2 separate regions of the Mus musculus genome follow, and region 2 is linked to region 1. A link is a loop called in an ENCODE intact Hi-C map of the cell type or tissue named here. Cell type or tissue: left cerebral cortex. All regions are shown on one strand.

Region 1 (8,000 bases):
TTTCTATGAAGAGACACCATGACCAAGGCAACTTTTTTTTTTTTTTTTTTTTTTTGGTTTTTCGAGACAGGGTTTCTCTGTATAGCCCTGGCTGTCTGGTTGTGAGCCAGCATGTGGTTGCTGGGATTTGAACTCAGAACCTTCCAAAGAGCAGTCAGTGCTCTTAATCGCTGAGCCATCTCGCCAGCCCTATAGGGGCCATTCTTATTTAAACCACCATTAACTCTTTGTGTTTCCTCCATTGTGATATATTTATTCATGTCTTTTGACCAGTTCTTTATTGGATTGTGTTTTTCTTGTTAATTTGTAGTCCTTTTGTTGCCATGAAGTGTCTACCTCCATTACTTCTAAGATATCAATGCCAAACCAAAGTTGTAGTCTATGGAAGTTCTCCTGGAAAACCAATGAGTTTATTGAGCTTACTTACAGAGCATTGGTGACAGGTCACTGATTAAAGCAAAGCAGTTCCTCTGGAAAGCCTTTATCCCAACATGGATGATGGCTTCCCTGTAGCCACACAGATGGAGTTTCATTATGTTAACCTTCCTCAGTCTATACACTCTAGTCCCTCCCAAGACCCAGAACAATTAGAACAAAATTAGTTACAACTGATTGACAGGAATGGCTGAATAGGCAAGTGAGAGTCCTGTAGCCTCCCACATACCCTCCTTCTATAAGAGTAGGTTAACAGTCAACAAACCCAAATATGATGATCTTTTGCTAGCAGATACAGATGAATTAATGAAGATGGTGGCTGTTTGGCTAAGAGGATAGAGCTAAACAATGTCTTTATACATTCATAATAGAAACATTTCTTGCTTTTATATATTGAAATGTCATTATATTTATTGTTTTGGGTTTTTTGTTGTTGTTGTTGTTGTTGTTGTTGTTGTTGTTGTTCTTGTTCTTGTTCTTGTTTTTCGAGACAGGGTTCCTCTGTATAGCTCTGGCTGTCCTGGAACTCACTTTGTAGCCAGGCTGGCCTAGAACTCAGAAATCCGCCTGCCTCTGCCTCCCAAGTGCTGGGATTAAAGGAGTGTGCCACCACGCCAAGCTTATTGGTTTTTGTGTGTGTGTGTGTGTGTGTGTGTCTACATGTGTATGTGAAGGATACTTAGAAAGTTGTATACACTCACGTATGTATAGATTCACAAACCCCATGCATATATAGAAATGGGAGGATGACCTTATGTGTTTTTCTCTATCACTCTTCACCCTATTTTCCTTAATATAGGGTCTCTCACTGACTCTGGAGCTATGCTGGCAGCCAACAGATTCTCTTATTTCTCTTCATAGCTCTGGGGTTACGAGCATGTTTGGCCATGACCAGCTTTTTAAGTGGTTGCTGGGAATTTAAATTCAGGTCTTCATGCTTGAACAGTAAGTTATCCTAACCAGTGAGTCAGCTTCCCATTCTCTCATAGTTTGGGGATTGTTTGTTTCTGAGAAAGTGTTTGGTATAGCTCAAGTTGGATTCAAATTCACCTTGTAGCAGAAGCTGAGTTTAAACTCAAGATTCTCCAGTATCTACCACCCAAGCACTGAGATTACAGGTATGTGCCACTATGTCTAGTTCTCTTTTGTTTTAAAAAAGTTCTTTTTCTTCCCAACAACTGGAGCAGGTGCTATCCCAAAAGCTGTTGCCTGTAGGTGGGGTATACTCTTCTAGCTGGGCTGCCTTATCTGGCCTCAGTGGAAGAGGATGCACCTAGCCTCACAGAGACTTAATGTATCAGGGTGGGGGAATACTCAGGAACCCCCACCTACTCAGAGGAGAAGGGGGGATGGGAGAAAGAATGGTAGGAGGAGGTGACTGGGAGGAGACAGTGAGCAGGATACAAAGTGAATAAATACAATAATATATATGATAAAAAGAATAAAAAGACTTGATTATGTGTCATGTTATAAAAATATATAATTACATTTTCCTTAAAAATATATACTCTCCAACATCCATATATTTAAGTGGAATAAAATATTCTGATTTTTTAAAGTTCTTTTTCTTATTTACTTATTATTAGTTTTGTTTTGAGACAAGGTCTTATGTATTCTAGGTTGCCCTCAAACTTACTGAGTGACTGAGAATGACTTTGAACTTCTGATCCTATTAACTCCACCTCCAAAATGCTAAGATTATAGGCACGCACTATCATGAATAGTGTGTGCATTACTGAGAGTTGAACCCAGGGATTTTGCATGCTAGCTAAGCAGTCCGCCAACTGAGGTTCATCTTCATTGTGTATCACATAAACCAAGGTTCCAATTTCATCCTTTCCAGTTCCACTGTCAGTTAATGAAAGGCCTTATTTACTCACCTAGCTGTTTTTATTATTGAGTACCTTTGTATATGGGCACAGAGGTGTTACATAGTTGATTATTCTGTAACATTGCTCAGTGTATTCTCTTCCTCTGTACCAAGATCTCCTCCTTTGCCCTTCTCTCCTCCCCTTTTCTCTTCTCTTCTCTTTTCTTCTCCTCTCTCTCCACCTAAAAGTAATTCTTCTAGGGACGGGGGAGAGTGTAAGCTATCAATCATACAAGCTCTGAATTTTAGGACAGGATTCCCAAGGAGCCTTTAAACCCAGTAAACATTCATTTTGTTTAGAAAGTCTTTCATTAGTCTCCAGACCATTTGGAAGTTTAGGGCGTTTACTCCAATTCTTGAAGATTATTTGTTCCATTTGCTTCTGTTGATTCCTAGAAATTGTGTGGCATTAACAACAGGAGATCTGGCCTAAGGTAAATAAAACCAGTTTGCTCTTGAGGGCAGTCCCATCTTTCCTCGCTGAATAGCATATACCAATGTAAATGATGGTACCAGCAGCACACTTTTACAAGTCTAAACCTGGAAAGGTGCATTGGCCTTGGGACCAATTTAAGAGCCCCTACATTCTTCAGGGTAGCTGGTTGATTCCTGATGTCAGGAGCAATCTGGATGTAAAGTTCACTCAGCTAGTTGCAACTCGTGGTTGGTAAAAGAGCTGCAGTTGCAGTAGTTGGACATTTTGGGATCCGCTTCGGTAGTTCACAGGTCGTGCGAGTAAGAGAGAGAATGGAAGCTCCTGTCTCGGAATTTTATCTTTTCAGGGATGCTGGCTGCGCATCTCGACAGGGCCCGCAGAGGCGTGGTTAGAGCGGAGCTTTCAAGCAACGCTAAACTGCGCCTTCTCCAATCGCTAAGCACAAGGAAGGCCAAGGCGTGGGTGGGCTTAGGGGCGGGCCAGGGTGGAGAGTAGGCGGAGCGTGGGTACTGCTCTGCTTGGCCCTCCTGGCTCTCAGCGCAGCTCTTGATCCCTGCCTCCTCCGCCGCCTTAGTCTAGCTCGTCTCTGAACAGGCCGCAGTTCCCCGATTTGCGATTCCTGGGCTCAAAGCTCTGCGGCTACTGCGTCTGGTTGTCTCTGCTCCTGAGAGATGACGCTCAAGTCGAGCGAAGGCGAGGGAGGGAACAGCATGCGCACCGCACTTTCGGACCTCTACCTGGAGCACTTACTACAGAAGCGTAACCGACCTGAGGTTAGCGGGACCCCTGGGGTCCTCTGGGTTCGGGTTGGGTCTAGGATCCAGGCCTTTCCATCTGCTGCTGGATTTTTCCTATCCATGGCCTTGTTCCCAAGCGCTCTGTCCCCGGATGGCCAGATCTTGGGTGTCTTGCCCCCAGGGTGGAGGCCTTAGCACTGGGCCCGATTCCTGCTGAGATCTGGGTGTGGTGGATAGTTGCCTGGAGCAGCCCTCCTAGGTGAAAATCCCGAGAGGCAGGCCAGGACTAAATGAATACTTAAGGTCAAAGAAAACTTGCTCATGGATGGAAGTCTACTAACAGACTTGAAGAAGGAAAATAAGACTTTAAGGAACACATCCAATAGTAGATCTGCCTGGCTGTTATTGAGCGTTTGTGTTGTTTCACAGACATGGTTGTGAAAACCAACTTCGTGCTCTAAAAAGCTCACACATTTCCCTCTGCATTTCATTTCAGGGGGTCTCCTTGTGCTATGCTGTAAACTAAGGTAGCATTCATATTCCAGTGTTAGACAGTAAATAGTTATTAATCTAATATGTCAGGCCTCCAGAGGTGGTTGTGATTAGATTCTATGTAACATGTCTCCCCCTCCCCATTCACCTACGGACCCTGCTCCCTCTGCTCCCCAGTCCCTTCTCCTGGGAGATTTATGATGCTGCTTGTGATACAGCGAAGATGGCTTTGTGATAGGAAGGTACAGCTATTAAACAACATACATTACTTACACAAAATGTTCAAAGATGATACTAGATGAAACTGAGGAAATAAATCCAAAAACCTTTACAGGAATGGTAGCTATTATGTGTTTTGATCACTTTTTTTTTTTTGATAAAGGGAAAAAAAGAAAAAGTGAAGAATTAATACGAGAAAAAAATCCATATTATGACAGTTGTATTCTGGTTCCTCAATTCTGGAGCTCTGTTTCCTTTTCCCTATCTCTGGTGTCATTTCCCCTCCCCAAGCTAGTTTTGGAAGTATGGTTATTTAATCTTGCCTTTCTATGCTCCACACCCAAAGTCCTCTTTTAGTAACACTGACAGAGCAACTCACTGCTTAGGGGAAGAAACTGTGCACCAATTAAATGTCAGCAAATTTTATCTCTCTTGCTGGCAAGTAGGAGGACATTTTGCTTTTTTTGTTTATCTGTTTGTTTCTTGCTTTGAGACGCTGTCTCACACTAGCTCAGGTTACCTTGTAGCTTACTCAGTTGCCCCAACTGGCCTTGAATTCCTTGCAATTCTCCTGCCTCAGCCTCCTGAGTTTATAGGCACTATATGGGCTAACATGTCAGACTTCAGGACATTTTTAGTGTCACAACTAGATGGATTTATTTTTTACAGCAAGAAATTATCAGACCTCCCTCCAAAGTGTCATGACTGCTGAAGGAAACATCTATTCCTGATGTTCTAGTTCAGTGTCTTATTTAAGGTGAGCAAATAAAGTGCAAAGAACAAAACTTAATGTGATAAAAATTCTAATCTACTTAAGCCACTGTGGCCACAATAAAACCAAATTCCTATCTGTAAGGTATCTAGGTCTTTCTGGTTTTGAAAAATAAAATCATAGATATCCTAGAAGTGAAGGACAGAATATGAAGAAGACTAACAGACTATACTAGGTACTGAGAAAACTGGGGCAAAGACTAAATAATTTGAAAATAGTACTTTTTGTTTTTTTAGTTTAAATTCTCTGAAAACACAGACCTTGAATGGAAATATCCTCTTCAAATGATACAGCCAAACCTAAGAAGGAGTCTTTTTCTCTGGTAGAATGATAATCAGGAGCAGACTCACTGACCATGCTCCCTACTGATTCAACCAAGACTTGTTTTCTGCTATTGTACATGGCATTGAACCTTGGTGTCTCTGCACAGGCTGTCCTGTTTGCCCTTTAACTCCTAGATTCTACAAAGTGCAGGCTTCAGCAATGCTGGCCACTCCACAGTGCTTCACCCCCTACACCTCCTTCAGAGGAAACATCTGCAGCACAGTTCAAAGGGCAGAGACAGTTTCTCAAAGGAAGTTGAAATAAAAAAATAGATTGAAAAAATTGGCAGGGGTGGGGGCAGGGGTAGTGGGGGTGAATAGAGCAGGGGCAACTATAGTTGACTTTCTCATTTAAACCAATTGGCTTCAGAACAAAATGACAGTGAACTACTGAGCACAGGAATGAACAAACATTTGTTCAGCCTACTGTTAGGCTCATTGCCAACTGCTTCCACATGGTGAACTTAGAATGCCTAGTCCAAGGAAATGAATGACTCTAAATACAGAAGAGCTGGGAGTTCCTTACTATCACCTGCCAGCCTTGTGTAGCCCCTGACTGAATCACAAGTACCCACTCTTCACATGCACATCTGTTTCACTTTGTGAGTGGGAAAAAGTACAACAAAAAAGTTAGAAAAGTCATGAGAAAACCAACAATTCCCCAGGGAAGTATAGAGATTAGAACTATTTAACTATAAATGATAAGAACTGGAGAGACAGGAGGGCTCAAGAATCAGAATTTTTCTGGCAGGTATTGTCTTAAAATCATATATTAACTAGAGCTTTATTTGCCAGGCACTAAATACATCTCTCAATCCAAAGGCCACATGGTTAAAGGTCTTTGGCTGATGTGCTTTATCTGTATAGTACACTCTGGATGCACACACAGGCTTCTAACAACTGAAACTCAAGCAGCTCCATTTTTCATTTTTTCTGAATAGAAAGTAATCATTGTGACATAAAAATGAAGGGATATATGAGGATTTGAATGCTGAGCATTTTCTTGAGTGGCTTCTTTTGGTATTGTTGGTATGTCAGCACTCCCAATAGAGAGCTGTACAGCAACATAGTAACCATAGCTCACATTTACCCAGTGCTTCTAAGTTATGTTAAGCTCACAACCCAGTAAAGTCCTTAAGTTACCATCCTCATTTTTACAATTGAAAAAACACAAATGCAAGAAGGTCAAGAATCCAAAGTTACCAGCCATTAGTAAAAGAGCCAGGAATCTATCCTAGACTGGGTTTTTCTCGTAAGAAGTGTGTCCCACTGGGCAGTGGTGGCACATGCCTTTAATCCTAGCACTTGGGAGGCAGAGGCAGGTAGGTTTCTGAGTTCAAGGACAGCTTGGTCTACAGAGTGAGTTTCAGGACAGCCAGGGCTACACAGAGAAACCCTGTCTCACCCCCTCCCCCAAAAAAGTGTCCCAAGTTTTTAAGTTCTGTTTAATATTTTTTTTGCTAAATTATTTTCTTAAGGTATTTAAACACATAGTGCACAATTTGGAAGATATGGTGAGTAAAATTAGCCCGTGAAGGCAATTTCCTTTTCACTCTGTCTTGTAGCCAACCAATTTCCCCCTTCCTAGAAACCACCACTGTTCCTTCCAGACATTATTTGTGTGTAGGTAAACGTGAATATATTCATTTTTTCACTATTTATGGTGAAACTAGCATAATTGTCTTCAAGTTGTTTTATTTTCCACATGAACAGATGGTTTCAAAATTACCTCAGAGCTTCCTTCTCATGGCTACATGGTGTCTTCCCATGCAGTGACTGTAGTGTCATTGAATTGTTTGTTGTGTGAAGTTCTGTGTTGCTAGGTATTCTAAGTTAATTTTCAAATTACAACCCCTTTTCAACATTTTTGTTACAACATAAAGATCATGTGATGGTCATATGAGTTTTGGGACATTTTAGCTGCTAAACAAGACAATTTCTCAACACTTCCTCATGTGGAAGTTACACAGTAAGTGACACTATGCCAGTCCTCATTGTTTTTTCAGTTAGAAAGGAAGCAGTAAATTTAGAGACCTTTGTGGAAAGCACACCTATGTTATAAGACATACTTCTCTCCTTAGGTTTCTAGGCCAGATCTCCTTGTCTGTCATCTTCCCACCCTTCTGTGCCGGGGCGGGGGGGGGGGGGATGATGATTCCTACTCAAGACTCTTCTTTCCTCCAGAAAAATGAATTGGCAAGATATATTTTTCACAGCTCTTCCTAGTGTCTCTGTGTGTGGATAGTAAAAAAGCTGCTCTCCATTTTCAGTTTATACCCAAATACCAAGCTCACACTAGTTTTTCCTCCTCTGGCTTGCTGTGTAGGTTTTGATTTATTATTTTATGCACAAACATTTGTGAATAATAAAGGCAAGATGTCTTCATATTATCCTCAAATAATCCAAACTTTAAGTTTTTATTTTATTATTTAGTTTATGTATATGAGTACACTGTTATCTGTACAGATGGTTGTGAGCCATCATGTAGTTGCTGAGAATTGAACTCAGAACCTCTGCTCTCTGTGGACTCAAGATTTATTTATTATTATATATGTAAGTACACTGTAGCTGTCTTCAGACACACCAGAAGAGGGCGTCAGATCTCATTACAGATGGTTGTGAGCCACCATGTGGTTGCTGGGATTTGAACTCAGGACCTTCAGAAGAGCAGTCAGTGCTCTTAACCGCTGTGCCATCTCTCCAACCTCCAAACTTT
Region 2 (8,000 bases), 250 kb before region 1:
ACCATGGTTGTTTTTTAGTTAATTCTGCAAGATCCAGTGCTTCAAATTTTCCATCAAAGTTTCCTATAAAAGAATGAAGATATGTAGTTACTGGTTACTGCCAAAGGAGTAGACATTTTCTTCAGTGGTATGGTAAGGTGCCTATGGGCTAGTAAACAATCTCTCACACATGTTCCTATAAATAAGCCTAATGAAACTCAATGGGTCATCAAAAAAAAGTATAGTGAAGACAAGACAACAATTGAAGGGGATCAGAAGGAATAGGGAAGGACAAAAGTAAATATGATTAAAACACATTGTATAAATGTATAAAAATCATAATAAAATCCATCATGGTGTATGATTAGTATATGCAAATAAAAAACTAAAAAAAGAACTAAGAAAATAAGAAAATATTTACTTTCATAATAGTTTTCCACTATTCCTAACAAGATTAAGAGATTTTTAAAGCAGACAGGTAACTATTTTAAATAGTAAAATATCTCTGAAATTCTGGATTGGAATTTTAGAAATTCTGACTAAAATAAATAAATTTGAATATATGTATTGTAGCACCTTGAAAACTTAGGCTTAGTCTGCTATTGTTTTTCCTCTCAAATTTAAAAACAATTGAACTGACATAGGGAAAAACAGTGCTATGGAATAAAAGCATTCTAAATATGTATTTTTAAATTCCCCTCTTTAGGAGCCACCTACAAACCAATTTTCTGTATTATATAGATCTCCAATGAATAAGTAAACAATATTTGACCGGGTGCTTTTTACTAGACAATGTACTTAGTAACAAACTATTTAATTAAATGCACAGGAAAAGATAGGTACTACTTATTAATCCCATTTTGTAATCAGGAAACAAAGCTTTGGAATGGGAAACAAGCTAACAAAATGTATAATGTCCCAGGCAGTGGTGGCGCAGTAGTGGTGCAGCCTTTAATTCCAGCACTTGGGAGGCAGAGGCAGGTGGATTTCTGAGTTCGAGGCCAGCCTGGTCTACAGAGTAAGTTCCAGGATAGCCAGGGCTACACAGAGAAACCCTGTCTCAAAAAACCAAAGGGGAAAAAAAAGTATAATGCCTGGTTTGAACAAAGATCATCTTGGATTTACCTACTATGTCCAATCCTTCTTCCTTGGAAACATACTGCATTAAGATAACAAATGTTAAAAACTCAGCATGTAAGACTGTTTACAAACAAAAGAAAAACCCAAGAATTGTCATTTTAAAAAAAGAATAGAAAATAGAGGCAGAATCAGAAATGATCAAGAAATTACATGAGGGGCTGGAGAGATGGCTCAGCAGTTAAGAGCACTGGCTGTTCTTCTAGAAGTCCTGAATTCAATTCCTAGAAACCACATGGTGGCTCACAACCATCTGTAATGGGATCTGATGCCCTCTTCTGGTGTGTCTGAACACAACTACAGTGTACTCATATACATTATTAAATAAATAAATACATAAATAAATAATTTTTATAAAATTAAACAAAGCAAAAATTTTCAGAATATTTCACACATATATAATTGGAGTCCAAGAAGATTACCAGAATAAGAGAGAAATAACATTCAAGAGGCAAACTGATGTAACTCAACCAAGAAATGCTAAGTAGAACTCTAGAAATGAACAAGGGAATGAAGAGTACTTGAATGAATATCCAGGCTGCTATCTAAATGAATGCTATTGTACAAAACAATACCTAAATTATCTTGTAAAACTTTATATATATATAAAATTAAGCAGGTGCTTTCTAAATATTAGCAGGCAAAAGAAAAAAATGATAAACTATAGAGCACTCCCCTCCTAAATTTAAGGGGATTAAAAAGCTAAGCCTGTGAGCTAGATTCCTACCTGAGTTTCAATATTAAGATGTTCATTCTCATTATTATATAATCCTTAGCAAAACCAAAATGTCCTTTACAGGTTAAGGCAGTGGTTCTCAACATGTGTATCCAGACTCCTTTGGGGTTAAACATCAGCTACCCTGCATATCAGATATGTACATTACAATTTATAATAGTAGCAAAATTACAATTATGAAGTAGCAACAAAACAATTCTATGCTTGGTGTTTCTACAACATGATAAACTGCATTAAAGGGGCATAGCATTAGGAAGGTTGAAAACCACTGGGTTAAGGGATTTTAAAATGTATATAGACAGGCAAAGAACCAAAAATAGTGTTGAAGTTATAATAGCTGTACAACAAATTGCTCAAACATCATGAAACAAAGTTATTTTGTCTATTATCTCTGGTTGGTTCTGTGCATGTGGAATTCAATCACACCATTAAGGCTTCTCTGTCATTTTGTGATATCTGAGGCTTCAGCTAGAAAACTTACAGGGCAGGGTCTGGAATAATATAATAATAAATAATAATCTAAAAAGTCTACAGTTGCATATACAGACTATTTTTCTCAGAGGCTAGAGTGGACTTCCTTAATACCATTGAAGCTAAGTTTAAGAGGTGACTGTCTCAAGTGAAGGAAAGGTCAAGGACCTAGAAAAAACTGTCATCATTTTAAGTTCTGGCCTCAGAAGCTATTGAATTTTGCTACCACTAAACTGGCCTAGAGTAGTTCCCATCCAGATTAAAGAAGAGAGAATATATATTCCAATTCTTACTGGGATGGGAATATCAAAGTCCCACTGAAAACAGACCATATGAGAAAAGTCAATCTTCTATATGATAAACGGCAAAAAAAAAAAAACCCAAAAAAACAAAAAAACAAAAACAAAAACAAAAAAAACTTAGGAAGAAAGTTTAAGAGTGTTCAAACTTTCAAAACTACAGTATAATTTAGAGCCACCTAAATTAAAGGTTTTTGGGGCTGGGAGCAGTGAAACAAAGTTTCTCTGTGGAGCCCCAGAATTAACCAGACTGGTCTCAAGCTCACAGGGATCCACCCACCCCTGCCTCCCCAGTGCTGGAATTAAAGGTGAGTGCCAACACTGCCTGGCTAAGTTCAAGATTCAAAAGGCTATAGTATTCAATAAGATGTTGCATTGATCCAGACATTATTGTCGATGCCAAAAAGTGCTTGCTGACAGGAGCCTGATATAACTGTCTCCTGAGAGGCTCTGCCAGTGCCTGACAAATACAGAGGTGGATGCTCTTGACCAAATATTGGACTGAGCACAGGATCCCCCAATGGAAGAGCTAGAGAAAGGACCGAAGGAGCTGAAGGAGCTTGCAGGCCCATAGGAGGAACAACAATATGAACCAACCAGTACTCCCAGGGACTAAACCACCAACCAAAGAGTACACATGGAGGGACATGGCTCCAGCTGCATATGTAGCAGAGGATGGCCTTGTCTGTCATCAATGAGAGGAGAGGCCCTTGGTCCTGTGAGGGCTAGATGCCCCAGTGTAGGGGAATGCCAGGACCAGGAAGAGAGAGTGGGTGGGTTGGTGAGCAGGGGAAGGGGGGATGGGATAGGGGGTTTTCAGAGGGGAAACCAGGAAAGGGGATAACATTTTAAATGTAAATAAAGAAAATATCTAATAAAAAAAAAAAGAAGAAGAAAAAGCCAGGCAGTGGTGGTGCATGCCCGGCAGAGGCAGGCGGATTTCTTAGTTTGAGGCCAGCCTGGTCTATAGATTGAGTTCCAGGACAGACAGGGCTACACAAAGAAACCCTGTCTCAAAAAACAGAGAGAGAGAGAGAGAGAGAGAGAGAGAGAGAGAGAGAGAGAGGATGTTGAATTGACCTAAGTATACACAAAATTAGTTGAATAAGAAGTATAGAAATACATTTACATATACTATTATATCATTTTCCTATCAAGGTACTCAGGTAACTCCACAGTACAAAGCAAGTCCTTTCAATAGTGTTAGAAGCACTAGATATTCATATATATATATTTAAAAACCATATACAATACATTCAACGTATGGCTCTAGTCAAAAGTGGGATTTAGTTGGGTATAGTTCCACGCACTCTAGAGGCTGAAACACAAGGATAGCTGAGTTTGAGGCCAGACTGGACTACACCAAATTATCTGTTGATGGTGGGTGAGATGGGATGGATAACAATTAGAGTCCGCTCATTAAACACTGGTAAACAACATTTACAAGCCTTGTCTATAGGCCCAGGAAAACAACGATAATTATTGTAAGCACTACAATTATGTAAGACAAGATTTCTCAGAAATTTCTAGGTATTCTGCTCAGCAATTGCATCAAGTGTAATGACTGTGAGCTTAATGAATTGACTGACTTAACGTAACTAAAGAAAAGAAAAGAAAACGGACAAAAAGAAAGAAAAAAAGTGCTCCACTGGGATTTTATTTTGAGTGGGCCGACTATATCTCCTACTGTTTTCAAAACAATCAATTAGGAAAGTACCAATGAAAATGAGGACTGTAGGTGTTTGAGAGGCAGTAAGAGACAAAAACACTCCTGTCAGGGAGCCAGATCGCTTCTGAGAACAGTAACTGGATCTCCCTAGGGACACCTCGGTAGGGGCGGCACTGAAAGGCTAGAAGAGCTAGGCAGAGATAACATCCCTGGGTAACTCAAAAGCCAGCTTAAGTATGACCTTGGCCAGATCCCAGAACACCCGCCAGAAAAGTCTCCGCGCTGCCCTATCCAGGTGCTATTGAAGCTCCCTGGGGAGGGAGGAACCCAGCAAGCGACTCAGCATGCAACCAGCAGTACTTCACTCTAAGCGACAAAGGTGATTCCACCCCTGGCCCTTGCGCGCGTGCTCCCGCCTTTACCTTGACTGTTAGCGGCCATTTCGGGGGCGCGGGGGGGGGGGGGACCCTAGTATCGCGATGACACAGCTTCAGACCACGAGACCAGGAACAGGCGTTAGTCATCCGCAGCTGGCTTCCGGCAGGGGGTGGGGGGGCAGATATTTCCAGTCCCTTGGCAGTCGGAGACAGCGGGGCCTGGTCCCATTAGACATCTTTCCTGTCCTGGAGCAGCTGCTACAACCACCTCAGCTGCAGCCCCACACTTGCGCAGAGGAATGAATGCTTGCTACGTGTGCAGAAAGCTTCTCTGCCTTGGTGGTGACAGAGTTTATCTCACCTTTATTTTTTTTAATTTATTTTAGATTTTGCATATTTATGTAAACAATGAACTTATGTTAATTCTGACATTAATTTCAAGGCTGTTTAAGTTCAGGAAAACACATCTTACACTTTTTAAAAGCATTCCAACCACTTAATAATGTACACTTGTATTATGACTGCTGCTTCTTCCGCTTTAAAGTTTTTTTTTTAACTTTGTGTATATGAGTATTTGCATGTGTTTGAGTACAGCACGTGTACGCAGTACCTGAGGCCAAACAGGACTTCCGATCCCTTGGGACTGGAGAGGGGAGTGATACAAATATCTCAATTAGAATTGAGCACTTTATTGCCTCTTATCCTCTGTACATATACTAGTTGTGAGTCTATTAGAAAAAAGAAGATTCTTAGATGAGGAGTGAAAGATCCCCTATTTTATCGGTATAATAGTAAAAAAAATTGGGAGGAGACAGTTTATTTTTGTGTCCATTTAGGAAAGCAGTTCTTCCCTATGACTTAGGCAGCCATGGGGTTTTGGCTTTCTAACAGGTATCGGTTCTATCCTGTGGAGTGGGCCTTAAATACAAACATGAAGTGATTAGTTACTCCTACTATATTTATGCCACTACCATAGCAATGAGGCTATTTTGACATATCAGTCATTATATAGTACCTCACAGGGTTCTTAGATGCTTTGTAAGACTGTCAATAACTTGTCACCCCAAATAGCACACATGTAACCTTCCAGCACTGTGAAATCTTGTCAGTGCCAGCTTGATTTCCCCATGTTTTATGACTCAACTATGTTGTGTCATCAGCAATACGATCTTAACCATGAAGTTCTGTAGATTGCCAAAAAATTGGCAGTACCTTATAATGTTTGGGGGTTTATGGAGCCAACAAACTCCAAAAGAGGTGACCCATTCCTGGCACTGGGCTTTATATTTGTTACCCTGCAGTGTTTAGTAGGGACATTGTCATCCTGATGTAGGGGTAACTCCATTTAAATTCTTATATATGTATACATGTATATTTTATTTAAAAAGCTTCTACAGTAGTAGGTTTTCATATTTTTTTCAAGTATCTTTAGTGTTAATAATCACTACCCATACTCACTTCTCTCTCCTGCCCTCCTATCCTTACCCCACGTAACCCTTCAACTTCTCCTGTTCCCTTTTCATATCAACTGCAGTATATCCCATTTCCCTTGAAATCTGCCTTCCCTTGTTGGCCCCTTGCTAGTTTCCTGATCTCTATGGATACTCCAATTTAAGACAGATATCTAAAGATTCAGAGTTAGCATTCACATGTGAGAGAGAATCTGAGGCATTTGTTTTTCTGGGTCTAGGTTACCTTATGGAGAATGATTATTTCCAGCTCTATCCATTTACCTGCAAATTTAATTTCATTTTTCTTTACAGCTGAGTAATAAATATTCCATTGTGTGAATGTACCACATTTTCATTATCCATTCTTCAGTTGGTGGATGTTGGCTCTTTCCTTTTTCATTCAATTATGAATTGAATGGCAATGAATATGGATATACAAGTATCTCTATAGTGGAATGTACAATCCTTTTAGATGTATGCCCAAGAGTGATATAGCTGGGTCATATGATAAGTTTGTTTCCAGCTTTTTGAGGAGGGAGGGTGTCTTAGTTAAAGTTTCTCTGGCTGTAATAAAACACCATGACCAAAAGCAACAGGGTTTATTTCAACTTATACTTCCATGTAATAAACAATTCACTAATCAATTTCACTGATGGAAATGAGGACAGAATCTCAAAAGGGCAGGAACCTGGGTGCCAGAACTGAATCAGAGATCATGGAGGAACATTGCTTACTGACTGATCATTATGTCTTGATCCGCCTATTTTCTTATACAATTCAAGAACACCTGTCCAAGAGTAGCTCTGCCTATGACTACCTGGGGCCTCCCATAGTAATCATTAATAAAAAAGCAACAGCAAATAAAACATATGGTACAGGTATCCTATCTGGATCTCTAGGCCATGTGGGCAGCTGGAAAGTTTCTGCGGAGAAAGTAGGCTGGAATCTGGTGAATCCCAAAGTGGAAGCTTTTACATTCCATGCAGACTCCAGAATCTTCACTATCTAGAGTTTCTTTGCTACAGGTACCAAGGAACAGTCTTTTAGAATAGGCTAGGAATTTAAATACACCTGAACGCCCCTCCTCAGTATTCTGTTCCTTTTCTTAAGGATTCAAACTTGTTAGGATGCACCCAGCAGGAAATGGGTTAAGCCTTAGCTCAGCCACTCTTCCTATTCCAGTTTTCCTGTGCCTGCTTCCTACTACCCAAAAGGAAGTAATCCTTTCAGATCTGTTTTGTGCTAATGCTACTTTCACTCACAGTAGATAAACTTCCAGAAAATGCTCTGCAAAATATTTAGGACTTTTTACTAAATCATTACATTTTCTTTTTGTTCTTAAAAGCTAAAGTTATTTTAGAGAAGAGTTAAATTTTCATTTCTTTAGTTGAACATTTTCTAGTAATAAAAGCCATGCAAATAGCACTCTTCGCTTGCTTCTTTCTGAGCCTTTTCAATTTCTGCTCTAGTGCCATCAGAAGATACTACCTTGGTGCAGTGGAATTGTCCTGGAACTATATTCAGAGTGATCTGCTCAGTGTGCTGCATACAGACTCAAGGTAAAAATCCTCTGTCAAGTGCAACATTGTGAAGATGTGATTTTGACTGTGTTTATTTGTATGACCCAACTCATACATATATTACAAATGATGAATTAAGGTTGTTTCTACTGACATGGAGAAAAGTCTACTAGGTGTTTCTTAGTGTAAAAGCATATAAATTATGTATAATATTCCATTTTTATAAAATTAATAATTACTAATCAAAACTCTGTGTGTGTTTGTTTGTGTGTATGTGTGTGAGAGGGTGGTAGGGAAAAGACATTCTAAGCAATTAGACTGCGTAGACTAAGGGGTCCAGTCAGTAATTTTTAACTTTTAC

The links. Peaks named below come from ENCODE experiments on the same cell type or tissue, not always from the same donor. Only the 100,000 strongest peaks of a DNase experiment are listed, where the experiment ranks them.
Region 2: it touches region 1 in a loop (10-fold over the local background); 2 of 42 quality-filtered maps call a loop at or near these places.

What each region holds. Positions count from the first base shown.
Region 1 is chrX:75,126,239-75,134,238 of GRCm38, reverse strand. It overlaps Mpp1 (membrane protein, palmitoylated), which reads left to right and starts at 3,223. Exons shown (of 12, transcript NM_008621.3): 1 at 3,223-3,514. The coding sequence starts at 3,413. In left cerebral cortex, no CTCF peak of the experiment used is centred here; DNase peaks (open chromatin) are centred at 3,220 and 4,625; H3K4me3 peaks cover 1,686 bases; H3K27ac peaks cover 880 bases.
Region 2 is chrX:75,379,165-75,387,164 of GRCm38, reverse strand. It overlaps F8 (coagulation factor VIII), which reads left to right and starts at 7,124. Exons shown (of 26, transcript NM_007977.2): 1 at 7,124-7,678. The coding sequence starts at 7,533. It overlaps Fundc2 (FUN14 domain containing 2), which reads right to left and starts at 4,766. Exons shown (of 5, transcript NM_026126.4): 1 at 4,714-4,766; 2 at 1-63. The coding sequence starts at 4,732. In left cerebral cortex, a CTCF peak has its summit at 1,398 (motif pointing left); DNase peaks (open chromatin) are centred at 3,984 and 4,807; H3K4me3 peaks cover 1,397 bases; H3K27ac peaks cover 1,144 bases.